Regions from separate parts of the Homo sapiens genome. Here region 1 is linked to region 2. Evidence: chromatin loops called from intact Hi-C (ENCODE). Cell type or tissue: GM12878. All regions are shown on one strand. Each heading gives the region's core, and the rest is flanking DNA. Links, peaks and the distances in the headings are about the cores only. Region 1 has its middle 750 kb from the start of MIR548AB. Region 2 overlaps LOC105374021 (a long non-coding RNA gene).

Region 1 (5,381 bases), core at 149-5,148, 240 kb after region 2:
GCCTCCAACAGCCCACTCTGGGTGTTGTTAAAGAATCCTCAGCTATCCTGTCACAAAATTTTCCTTATTTTTCTATCCACGGTCTCTTACTCTCTCTGTGCATTGAATGTGTGGGAGTTTTTATAGCCTAGGGAAGTAATCCTATTTGACAAGATCAGGGATTATCATAGTAACCCAGGATATAGCTCAAGGGAAGGCATCTTTGTGATTTTCTAGGAACAGGATTTCTGCCACCCTCACCCCCTCAACAGTCTCTCTCTCTCTCTCTGTCTCTCTCTCTCTCTCTCTCAGTCTAGAGAATACATGGTATTGCCATGTTTCTCTCTGCCCTTGGTCTGGACAGCACATGACATTTCCAGGTCTCTCTCTGCCCTTGGCCTGGAGAGCACATGGCATGTCAAGGTCACTCTGTCTAGAGAACACATGGTGTTTTAAGGTCAACAGGGCCACCTAATGAAAATAGAAATACTCCTCATAGGACACATTGTTGGTTCTCTGTGGTACATTACACATACACAATTTTCCGTTTTTGCGCTTATCTACTGAAAACTAGGTTTTATGCTACTTTTGTGAATGGAAACACTCTGCTTTCAATTATTAGAATTAAAATGTCCTTCACAGCCAAATTTTAGTCCCGATACTGTCCCATCAGCAAGAAAATCAACATTAGGTCCCCGCATCCCTTTAAGGCACCTATTCTGTCTCCCCTTACTAATTAGTAAGGGGATTTTTAAGCCCAGAAGTAAACTGGAACCATTTTTCTAAGTTTAAACACTTTGGCATGGGCCATAATGGGAGGCAATCTAGCATATCCCCTCCATTAAAGGAGTCTTGCCTTTTATATAGTCTTTCCCAAGATCCTTTATTTTTTTTGTTTTTTTTGGGGGGAGAGGGAGGCACACAGGTCACACAAGTCTACAAAGTCAAAGGGAGATAATAGACAGAGGACTAGGGCTACTTGGGTAAGTGTGACTATGCCCAGAAGTCTAATTTCTTGGTTCCATGACTTGGAGGGTCATGCCTACAACGATGGGCAGCACATTTAACAGGGTCCCAAGACCCAGGAACCAGGGTGGAAAAATGGCCGGGGGGACACCATCACTGTTTTCTTCTCCACCCTGGGTCACATGTGGAAGGGAAGGAGACCAAAGGGACGATTTCTCTCACTTCTATTTCTAGATGGGTAACAGATTATCTTCAGCTTGCACCCCTCTGGAGTGCACTCTGAAACACTGGAACTTTCTTAATCTCAGGACTTTGAAGAAAAAAACACTCACTTTCTTTTGCACAAGGGCATGACATTTTTACTAAATCTTTGCTAATGTAAGATCAATCAACCCAGCTTTGTATAGTAATCATTTTGGGCAGGCCCAAACAGAATGGCTCCCCAAAATTAGAGAAGCAACTCTAACAATCTGAGGAACCAGGTAAGGAACACCCTTTTTTTGGAGCCCCTTCAAGTTCCCTTCTCATTACAGGAACTTAGGCAAATAAAAGGAGACTTAGGCTGATTTTCTGATGACCCTGATAGGTATCTAGAAAGTTTCCACAATTTAACTGAGGTCCTTGGTGTTTTTCCTTCTTACACAGTTTAAATGGTTCTTTTATAATGTTCTTCCAATCTGGGAAAGTTTAATTTTCCAAACCTTAAAATGCTTGGCTTAGAGTTGAGCTGGAGGAAGGGAACCCAAAAGCCTGACATGCCAGCAAAAGGGTAAAAACTTCTTAAAAGTCAGGCTTTTGGCTTCTCACTCACTGTGCAAACCAGTAAAAGGGATAATGAGGATCATTGTTTATTGTCTGTAAAGTTTTAATTAATGAAAAAGGATTTCTGAGGTTGGTCTTAAGATGTAGCCAATCTGGTGTGCTTTGTGTGTCTTTCTGTATGGTTTTGTCAAAAGAAAGGGTATCTTAGGTTAGGATGCAAGCCCCGGACCTCATACGCCTGCTGTTCAAATCAGCCCAACAAAATGATAATAATGAACTTGGCCACAGGCTTCCATCTTGTTTCATGTCCTTGGGAACATGACCTGTAACCACGTGGCAATACTTTGTTTTAGCTTCTACCATTTTAAAATGTTGGCTGTCTTATTGTGCTAAGTTAGTTTCTGGATGAGGGCCACAAAATCAGATAAGCCAATTTATCAATCTGGGTGGTGCAAGCTAATCCATCAAGCATAGGGCTTACAAAATATCTTAAGCACTGACCTTGAGAGCAGTTGAGGGAGGATCAGAGTCTTGTAGCCTCCATCAGCGTGGCTCCTGGGCCATGGTTTTTAATCTTGTGGCTAGTTTCTTGATCTGGTCCCTGGGCAAGAAGGAAGTATATCTTAAGAAGGGGCTGTTATCATCTTTGTTTTAGACTATGAACTGTAAACCAGGCTCCTCCCAAAGTTGGTTCAGCCTATGCCCAGGGATAGGCAAGGACATCTTGGGAGCTGGAAACAAAATGGAGTTGCTTAGGTTGGATGTCTTTCACTATCTCCATCACAATTTTGTAGTGATGATTTCAAATGCTGCACATCACCCCTTTGAAAATACCTCGCACACTCATGGTTAAGTCATAACCTAATCAAGGTTTGTTGGTTTCACTTGTGAGGTTACTTTTTGTAAATTTCAAAATCCAAATATCTTAACTACTTGGCCTGGTTAAAGTTGAGTAACAGGGGATTTAAAAGGATTTTCTTAAATAGTGCTCAGCTTAACTAAAAGTGGATATTCTAGTTATAGGTGTATTTAAAAGACCTTCATGTTTTTCTCTCCTTGGATCCTGTTTTTTTGGACAAAGTTTTTTTTCTTCTCAGTTGACTGAATTATTTTCTCCATTTTTTGTCTTTTCACTCTTAATGCACAGACGAGAGGCTTTAAGATAACTTCTGGTAACCTGGGACTCCTTGTAAAAAACAGAGAAGGCACCACAGACCTAGTTTTGAAACAAAACAAAACAAAAGCCCTCTGTTTTCCCCCAGGAAACCCAAGGAATTAAAAGCAGATAGGTCTTTCTCAAAATTAAAGGCTCTGTTCTGTTTTGCATTATCTGACAGTTTTTAGTTTTGAGGGTATCAAATTACTTCACACTAGGAGAGAACTTTGATATGTAATAACTGGTAGAAAATACACTTTAAGGGATGGCTAAGAGTGGTTATAAATCAGAGAAGCATGCTCTTGGTCACCAGAAACATATGGACACATACTCAACCCACACTGAGAGATGAGACTACCATGGGGGATGGGCTGATAACAAAATAAGCAGATTGGCTTCGGGTTGCCTTGTAATGAAATGCATGGCAGAAGCACTACACTGTATTCTCCCATACTTTCTCCCTCCTTTTGGGGATCCAAAATCCAATATAAATTTTCACCCTTACTTTTAGGGATCTGTCTTTGCCTTCAGCTGTCTATGCTTATTAGGCCCTAAAATGCATGCTCCCTGGCCCTATTTCTCCAAAGGCTCCACCCTGAAGCCAGTACCAATTAAGAAAGTAGTAAATGAAAAATCTTACAAGTGCTGAATCTTCTGTCTGTTTGTGTTTGTGTTGGTATATATGTGTTATCTGTAATGTCTATAAAAGAGCTCAAATTAATTGCCTTAAAAATAAGCATTTAAATCAAACATTTTTTAGTTCATGTGACTTTAATCTTTAAGCTGGTGCATAATTAAAATCACTTACTAACCAGGTTTCTCACCAAAAGCAAAAGTTGCTAAGAGTTAACAGTGCAACATGTATTTGAGATCATTAAACAGTTTTACATGCAAGACATATAAAAACAGTAACATGTGCTTCTTAGTAAAAGATTATAAGAAAGCATGGAAATGTAAATTTTGCCCAGTTATAAGGGACTATCTTAAATTTAATAAGGTACAGCTTAAAGTTTAAGTAAATTGTGAAAAGATTGTAAAAATTAATCTTGCAAAAAATGTGTAACCATTAACTAAATTCAAAAGGGTATTACATAGTCTTTTCATAAACTGAACATAAATAAAAGCACAACAAGGCTGTCTTAATACACTAATCTGTCCTTTAGCAAAAGGGGTTACTAAGGGCTTGTAAAGATTTCACCTCATGGTCAAATTGGTTAAGATTAGATGGAATTGTCTATGAGATTTTATTTAAGAATGAGGGTTAATATTAATAAACTAATACAAGTATAAAATTTGGCTTTGAACAGGATTTTCATGCAATAGTAAAGGGTAATAAAAGGATTTTTTGCTTTTTGAATCATAATTTCTACAAAGTAAATAATTTATGATAATATGCAATTCTATTTCATAACACCAAGTGTTTTAAACCTCTAACATTTAATGGGCTTCCCAAAATCAAACTTCAAGTTTCAAAATTGTCTTTCCTAATGTCTATCTTTCTGGATTGTTCAGAGGGCCCCTGAAATATCCAGAGAAGTGGTAAACAGGATTATTTGACATGTTTAGTCACATGAGATTGCCAAAATGATGTCCAATCTTCTTTAGGTTATATATTGGTGAATAATACAAATATATGTTTCAAAATTGTATGGGATTACTAATATTCTAATGTCTAAGTAAATGCTATCAATCATAATTAAGGTTAAAGTTATTGTAAACCATGGAGATAACTAAACTTCTTTGTCAGTCATATTTTAATTATAACTACCATGGAAATTTTGTGATTCACAGACAATTGTCTTGCTTTGTTCCTTCTCAAAAGATGGTTTATAATCAAGCTATAGAACTTTAACAGGTGTTCTCAAATGCAGGTTTTTAATAGCTTTGAAGATTGTAACATTGGTATAGAGAAAGAATGTACAAGACTCACGAAGAACTGAAATGTTCATGAATGTCAAGCAAAACAAGAGGTAACTAAATGGACTGCATTCAGAAAGTTAATGCAACCTTTTTTACTTTTAGTTGGAATACTGCTGATCCTTATTTTATTTTTCAGTTAAGGAAACTCATTTTGAACTATTTATAGTCTTTAATAATTGAGTAAGGTGTACTACTGTTAACAAAATCTGGAGCATGTTTGTTCCTTTCTTCCCGGTTCTTGGAGAATTTGGAAACTATCTGTGAGTACTCTTAACTTATTGCAATATAATAGTTTGCATCAGTGCAATAAGAATCTATTTTTTCTCAACAGGACACAATTGGAAAAACTGTTTATTTTACCAAGGCTTTGAATGGAAGGGTGGGTCTCCACTTACGGAATCAAGCTTGATGTGCAGAGCCAATAAAAGTCTCTTGGAGAGAACTGACCTCATATCTTGTCTACACAGTCCCTGCACAGGGTTCTTAGTCCCTGTTCAGTAAAGAATATCACCTTCTAACAAGTCCAGGAGCTCCAAGTTTATCTTGGGATCTTAAGAGAAAAGGATCACCCACCTCACAGATACTTGAAGATAAAAAC
Region 2 (5,381 bases), core at 264-5,263:
GCCACCACGCCTGGCTAAGTTTTGTACTTTTAGTAGAGACAGGGTTTCGCCATGTTGGACAAGCTGGTCTCAAACTCCTGACCTCAGGTGATCCGCCTGCCTCGGCCTTCCAAAGTGCTGGGATTACAGGCGTAAGCCACCGCACCTGGCCAGATATTTTTAAGTTTTAAAACTTAACTTTAAGTTTAAATCATAACTTTAAGTTATGATTAAATTTTATGAATTTAAATTAATTTTTTTAAAGTTGAGTTATAAGTTTTTGTATTCCAAAAGATTTTAAAATGTATTTACTTACAATCTTGTTATGTTGCTTTTCATTTTTTAAACATAAAAAGTGATTAATAATCATATAGAGAGAATAAAATTAAAATATGCCATCTCGAAATATAATTCTCTGGCATATTTTGAAATGGCTATTCAGAAGGACTGCAGACACAAGTATGGCTCTGGAAGCTATCCTTTGTGGGGGAGATTTGCATCTGTAGAGAAAACTTTCATTAGTAAAGTAAATAGCAAATGCAGAGGCTTTTTATTAAGGTATTCTTATCTGGATCTTGGAAAAATTAACTCACAAGAAAAGGAGATGAAAACGTTAACACTTACAAAGTCCTGACAGTGAAACTTTTACCAAAGACTACTGTCTACTCTGAGGGCTGCTACCTGCGAGGCTTCAACTGCATAAAAAGACAGCCTTTGTCACCAAGTCTTTTTTCCCCATCTCTCACCCATAACCTGTCACCATGCTCCAAGCCTCAATTTCTTTCTATAAAATATAAAAACTTTGTCATTTGGCTCTTCTTTCAATCTCATATTCATAGACCTCTCGTGTCCATGTGCACATTGATAAATCTGTATCCCTTTTCTCCTGTTAATCTGTCTATTGTCAATTCATTTCAGCAGACTCAGACTTCAACATTCGGGGGAAAATTTGAACTTCTCTACAGTTTTGGTATCTTTGGCAGGATTATAGCAAATCACTCTGCCCACACCCGAGGCTGCAGCCAGAAACCACGGAAACTGACAGACGCCAGCAAAAAGAAAGAAAAAGTTAAGAAATTTCTTACCAGTAATCCTCCTTGGGTTTCTGCCTTAGGACTAGTCAGGTGAGTGGTGAAACTCCATTTTCGTGTTTCCTTCTTTCTAAATTTAAAGGAGAGAAAATATTTTTAAAAGTTAGTTCTTTAAATTTGTGTCCCTTGTGGACTTGTTTTATACCTATTGATAATTAATCTTTAAACATCCAAAAATGGTCCTTGTTTTTCTTGTCTCTGTCCTTTGTGTGGTTTGGTATAAGGAGAAAAACCATAATAAGCTTCTCCTTTCATCTTGTTTTTGTGTCTTGAGAAACTTGGCTTTGTAATCCCCAAATTTATTTTCTGGTCTTCACTACCCAGGAGGGCATATTTGCCAGACATATACTAGGCTGGGAATCTGAAATGTCTGTTTTTCCAAATGTGTAGGTTCTCAAAAAAAAATTGCCTTTGTTATCTCAGCCTTCATTGCCTAACAATTAATGTCTTTGCTTTCTTCTTCTTCTTCTTCTTTTTTTTTTTTAGGTGGAATCCTACTCTGTCGCCAGGCTGGAGTATAGTGGTGTGATCTTGGCTCACTGCAACCTCTGCCTCCCAGGTTCAAGCGATTCCCCTGCCTCAGGCTCTGGAGTAGCAGCAGCTGGGACTACAGGTGCGTGCCACAGTGCCTGGCTAATTTTTTGTATTTTAGTAGAGACGGGGTTTCACCATGTTGGCCAGGATGGTCTCGATCTCCTGACCTCGTGATTCACCCACCTCGGCCTCCCAAAATGCTGGGATTACAGGCATGAGCCACTGTGCCCAGCCCAACTTTGCTTTCTTGAGCTATTGTAGCAGGACAAGCCGCAGACAAAACCCCTCAGACACCAAGTTGTAGAAGGAAGGGCTTTATTCAGCTGGGAGCATCGGCAAGCTACCATCTTAAAATCCGAGCTCCCCAAGTGCACAATTTCTGTCCCTTTTAAGGGCTTACAACACTAAAGATTTCACATGAAAGGGTCGTGACTGATTTGAGCAATCTAGGGGGTACATGACAGGGGCTTCATGCACCAGTAGTCAGAGTGAAACAGAACAGAGCAGAGAGTTTCACAATGTTCTTCCATACAATGTCTGGAATCTATGGATAACATCGGTTGCTAAGGCATGAGTTGATTTTTAGCTACTAGGCAGGCCCAGGCCTGGTTTCGGGTCTGGTTTTGGGTCTGGTGCCTGGTGCCGGGCTGCCTGCCTTTGGTTTCACTTCCTTGTTTCTTCTTAAAATAGGTACTGAGTATGAAACAATGTAAAACAATATGAGAAGGTCTCTCTCTTCCCTCACTATCTTTGGGAGGAGCTTTAAATATTGGGAGGAGTTGCGTGTACCCTTTTTGAAATGAAATTCTTGTGTTTATTGATTTTAAGCCATAAAAGGGCTTATTATAATAGTTTTGAGTCACAGATGAAGTAGGTACACATTTGGAGATTTGGAAACTATCTGTATGACTCTTGACATTCATTAATGATCCCTACATCCCCACCCCTTGTTACGGTAGGTAGCTAATCAGACATGAAGAGAGCAGGAAAGGGCTTCCCCAACTCCCTGACACACACACCAGGAATGTCAGGTGACCATCAGGTGATGATCAGGCAGTTGTTAACTGTCTCTCTAAAATAATAATTGTTCACAGTCAGTGCCAGGGAAAGGCAGTCTCCGAATAAACAGAAACACCTGAAACTGGTGATCAATAGCTTCCTGACAAGATGTCAGGATTTGGAGGAGTTGGCTCAATCATGCACATTAAGAAGCAAAATGGCAGAGTTTAACTGGTATATGACTTTCTAGGGACATTTGACTGATAAGGGAAGAACGCCTCAAGTGTATGCATGCATACAACTCTAGTAAACACACTGTGCCTGCTCCCCTCCCAAGTGCTGACAGGCCACTGCACATATAGACAGCCCACCCCAGGGGAAGAATCGGGGGGGAATGAATGCAAGATTCTGGAAGCATCTCAACTTACAAAACCCAAAGTCAAAAGGTCAAACCGCACACTTGATCTCTCAAGTTGCCCCGTTGGCCCTCTTCCAAGTGTACTTCCTTTCATTCCTACTTTAAACCCCCTTTATTTTATTTATTTATTTATTTTTTGAGATGGAGTCTCGCTCTGTCGCCCAGGCTGGAGTGCAGAGGCACGATCTCAGCTCACTGCAACCTCCGCCTCCTGGGTTCACGCCATTCTCCTGCCTCAGCCTCCCGAGTAGCTGGGATTACAGGTGTGCACCACCACACCCAGTAGAGACAGGGTTTCACCATGTTGGCCAGGCTGGTCTTCAACTCCTGATCCTCAAGTGATCAGCCCTCCCAAAGTGCTGGGATTTACAGGCGTGAGCCACTTTGCCTGGCCTTTCAAGCTTTTTAATAATCTTTCACTCTTGCTCTAAATCTTGCCTTTGTCTCTTTCCCCCTTATGCCTCCTGGGTTGAATTATTTCTTCTGAGGAGGCAAGAATTGAGGTTGTGGCAGACCAGTACAGATTTACTGCCGGGAACATGCATTGGTGCTGTGTGACTTGGATATGTTCTGCTCCTAAAACCCTAATGTGGATGACTTATTTTTCTGGTTTTTTTGTTTTGTTTTGTTTTGTTTTTGTTGTTGTTTTTTTTCTTATTGATTGATCTCTTATTTTGATGTTTTATCTATCCAGGTCATATGAAATGATCTGGCCTTCATGCACAGGTGGACAACCAAAAGTTTAGGAGCCCCAAGAATATAGCCAAACAGAAATGTGAGTTATACCTCATTTGCAGCTAGTGAAGTTTTGATTTTTTGGCTGGTCTGTGGGAGTGGTCTGAATCTTGGAAGAACTTCGTCTTTCTGTTTCGTCTTTGGAGTCCTTGGTTACAACCATAGAGAGGCTACGTAGTTTGGTCTTGAGTCACTTGTTAAATATATCTTTAGTTAAGATTTTGGTTTATATTCAGAGAATAATTTTTTTTTTAACTTTTCCTTTTTCTGTTTGCTTCCTGCATTCTCATTTGAGCTAACAGGAAATTTTATATTCAAAAGAAGAAATTTGATTAGTAATTACCCTGAACTTCTAAAAACTTCCATTATTTCTTTGTCTTTTGAGATGTAAATTCTCTCTCCAGTCTTACCTGAGAAATAATTCCTTTTTAAATGCAAATTTCAAGGAAAGAAAAGCCAGGAAACAGAAGTGTTTGCTGTTTGTTTGGCTAAAACCTCTAATGAGATATTTAAAGATTTCTTTTTTAAGAGCTTTATGGTCAAAAATTAACTTAATTAAAAGCTGATATTCAGGCTACAATTTTTTTAAAAGCCTCCCTGCTTTTTCTGTTTTGGATCCTGTTTCTACTATGGAATTTCTTTTAGTCCACAGAAGCTCCTTTTAATTATATGTTCGTTCCTCTGTCTACTTCCTTTTTTGTTGGCATGATTTCTGCTGAGAATAATATAAAACTTTATCGACCTTTTTGAAAACTCCCCAGTTTGCTGCTTTAGGATTTGTTCTTCCTTTTACCTCTGCCCCCATTTCTTTTGTCATCTTGATACTCTTTGAGGAAGGAAGAAAAGGTGCCACTGACCCTCTTTTTCCTCCTCACGAAGCCTTAAGAGTGAGAAGTCAGTTCCTCTCAGGTCCAAGGCTCTATTATCTTTCATATGAAGCTCCCTAATCTCCTGGCTCTTAGGAGGTGGAGTACCAAGGCTTGCTTTATAACTGACAAGTCACTGGTAAGAGCTACAATTTTAAAGGTAACTAACAATGTTACAGCAACCAGTTATTACGGCAGAAGGCAAATTCTTACTTTCTACCTTCTTCATTTCTTTGCATGCTTAGGTAAGAAAAGACTCAGGTATATGACTAAGTCAGACCCAACTGACAATCAGACAGTTATTTGAAACAGGCTTCCGAATTGTCTTTTAGGTTCATCTGTATGTAACCGCCCAATAGGTTCACCTTGCCTAGACAGAACCGATTTATCAAGACAGGGAAATTGCAATAGAGAAAGAGTTTCATTTACACAGAGCTGGCTGTACAGGAGACCAGAGTTTCATTATTACTCAAATCAATCTTTCTGGAAACATGAGGATCAGGGTTTTTGTAGATAGTTCGGTGGGTAGAGGGTCAGAAAGTGGGGATTGCTGATTGGTTGGGTCAGAGGTGAAATCCTAGGGAGTTGAAGCTGTTCTCTTGTGCTGAATCTGTTCCTGTGTGGGGGCCACAAGACCAGATGAGCCAGTTTTTGGATCTGGGTAGTGCTAGCTGATCCATCAAGTGCAGGGTCTGCAAAATATCTCAAACATTGATCTTAGGTTTTACAATAGTAATGTTATCCCAAGAAACAATTTGG

The links. A loop is a pair of places that touch in the nucleus more often than their neighbours do. Peaks named below come from ENCODE experiments on the same cell type or tissue, not always from the same donor. Only the 100,000 strongest peaks of a DNase experiment are listed, where the experiment ranks them.
Region 1: it touches region 2 in a loop (2.8-fold over the local background); 1 of 110 quality-filtered maps calls a loop at or near these places.

Annotation. Positions count from the first base shown.
Region 1 is chr3:104,274,261-104,279,641 of GRCh38, reverse strand. No RefSeq gene overlaps it. Among named protein-coding and RNA genes, the nearest start is that of MIR548AB, 750 kb to the right of the region's middle. In GM12878, for the core only: no CTCF peak of the experiment used is centred there; no DNase peak of the experiment used is centred there.
Region 2 is chr3:104,518,971-104,524,351 of GRCh38, reverse strand. LOC105374021 (a long non-coding RNA gene) reads left to right here. Exons shown (of 6, transcript XR_007096271.1): 4 at 963-1,103; 5 at 1,557-1,683; 6 at 3,716-5,381. Among named protein-coding and RNA genes, the nearest start is that of ALCAM, 850 kb to the left of the region's middle. RefSeq lists enhancers at 592-1,791, 2,288-2,567. In GM12878, for the core only: no CTCF peak of the experiment used is centred there; DNase peaks (open chromatin) are centred at 976, 2,201, 3,921 and 5,071; H3K4me3 peaks cover 4,255 bases; H3K27ac peaks cover 4,931 bases.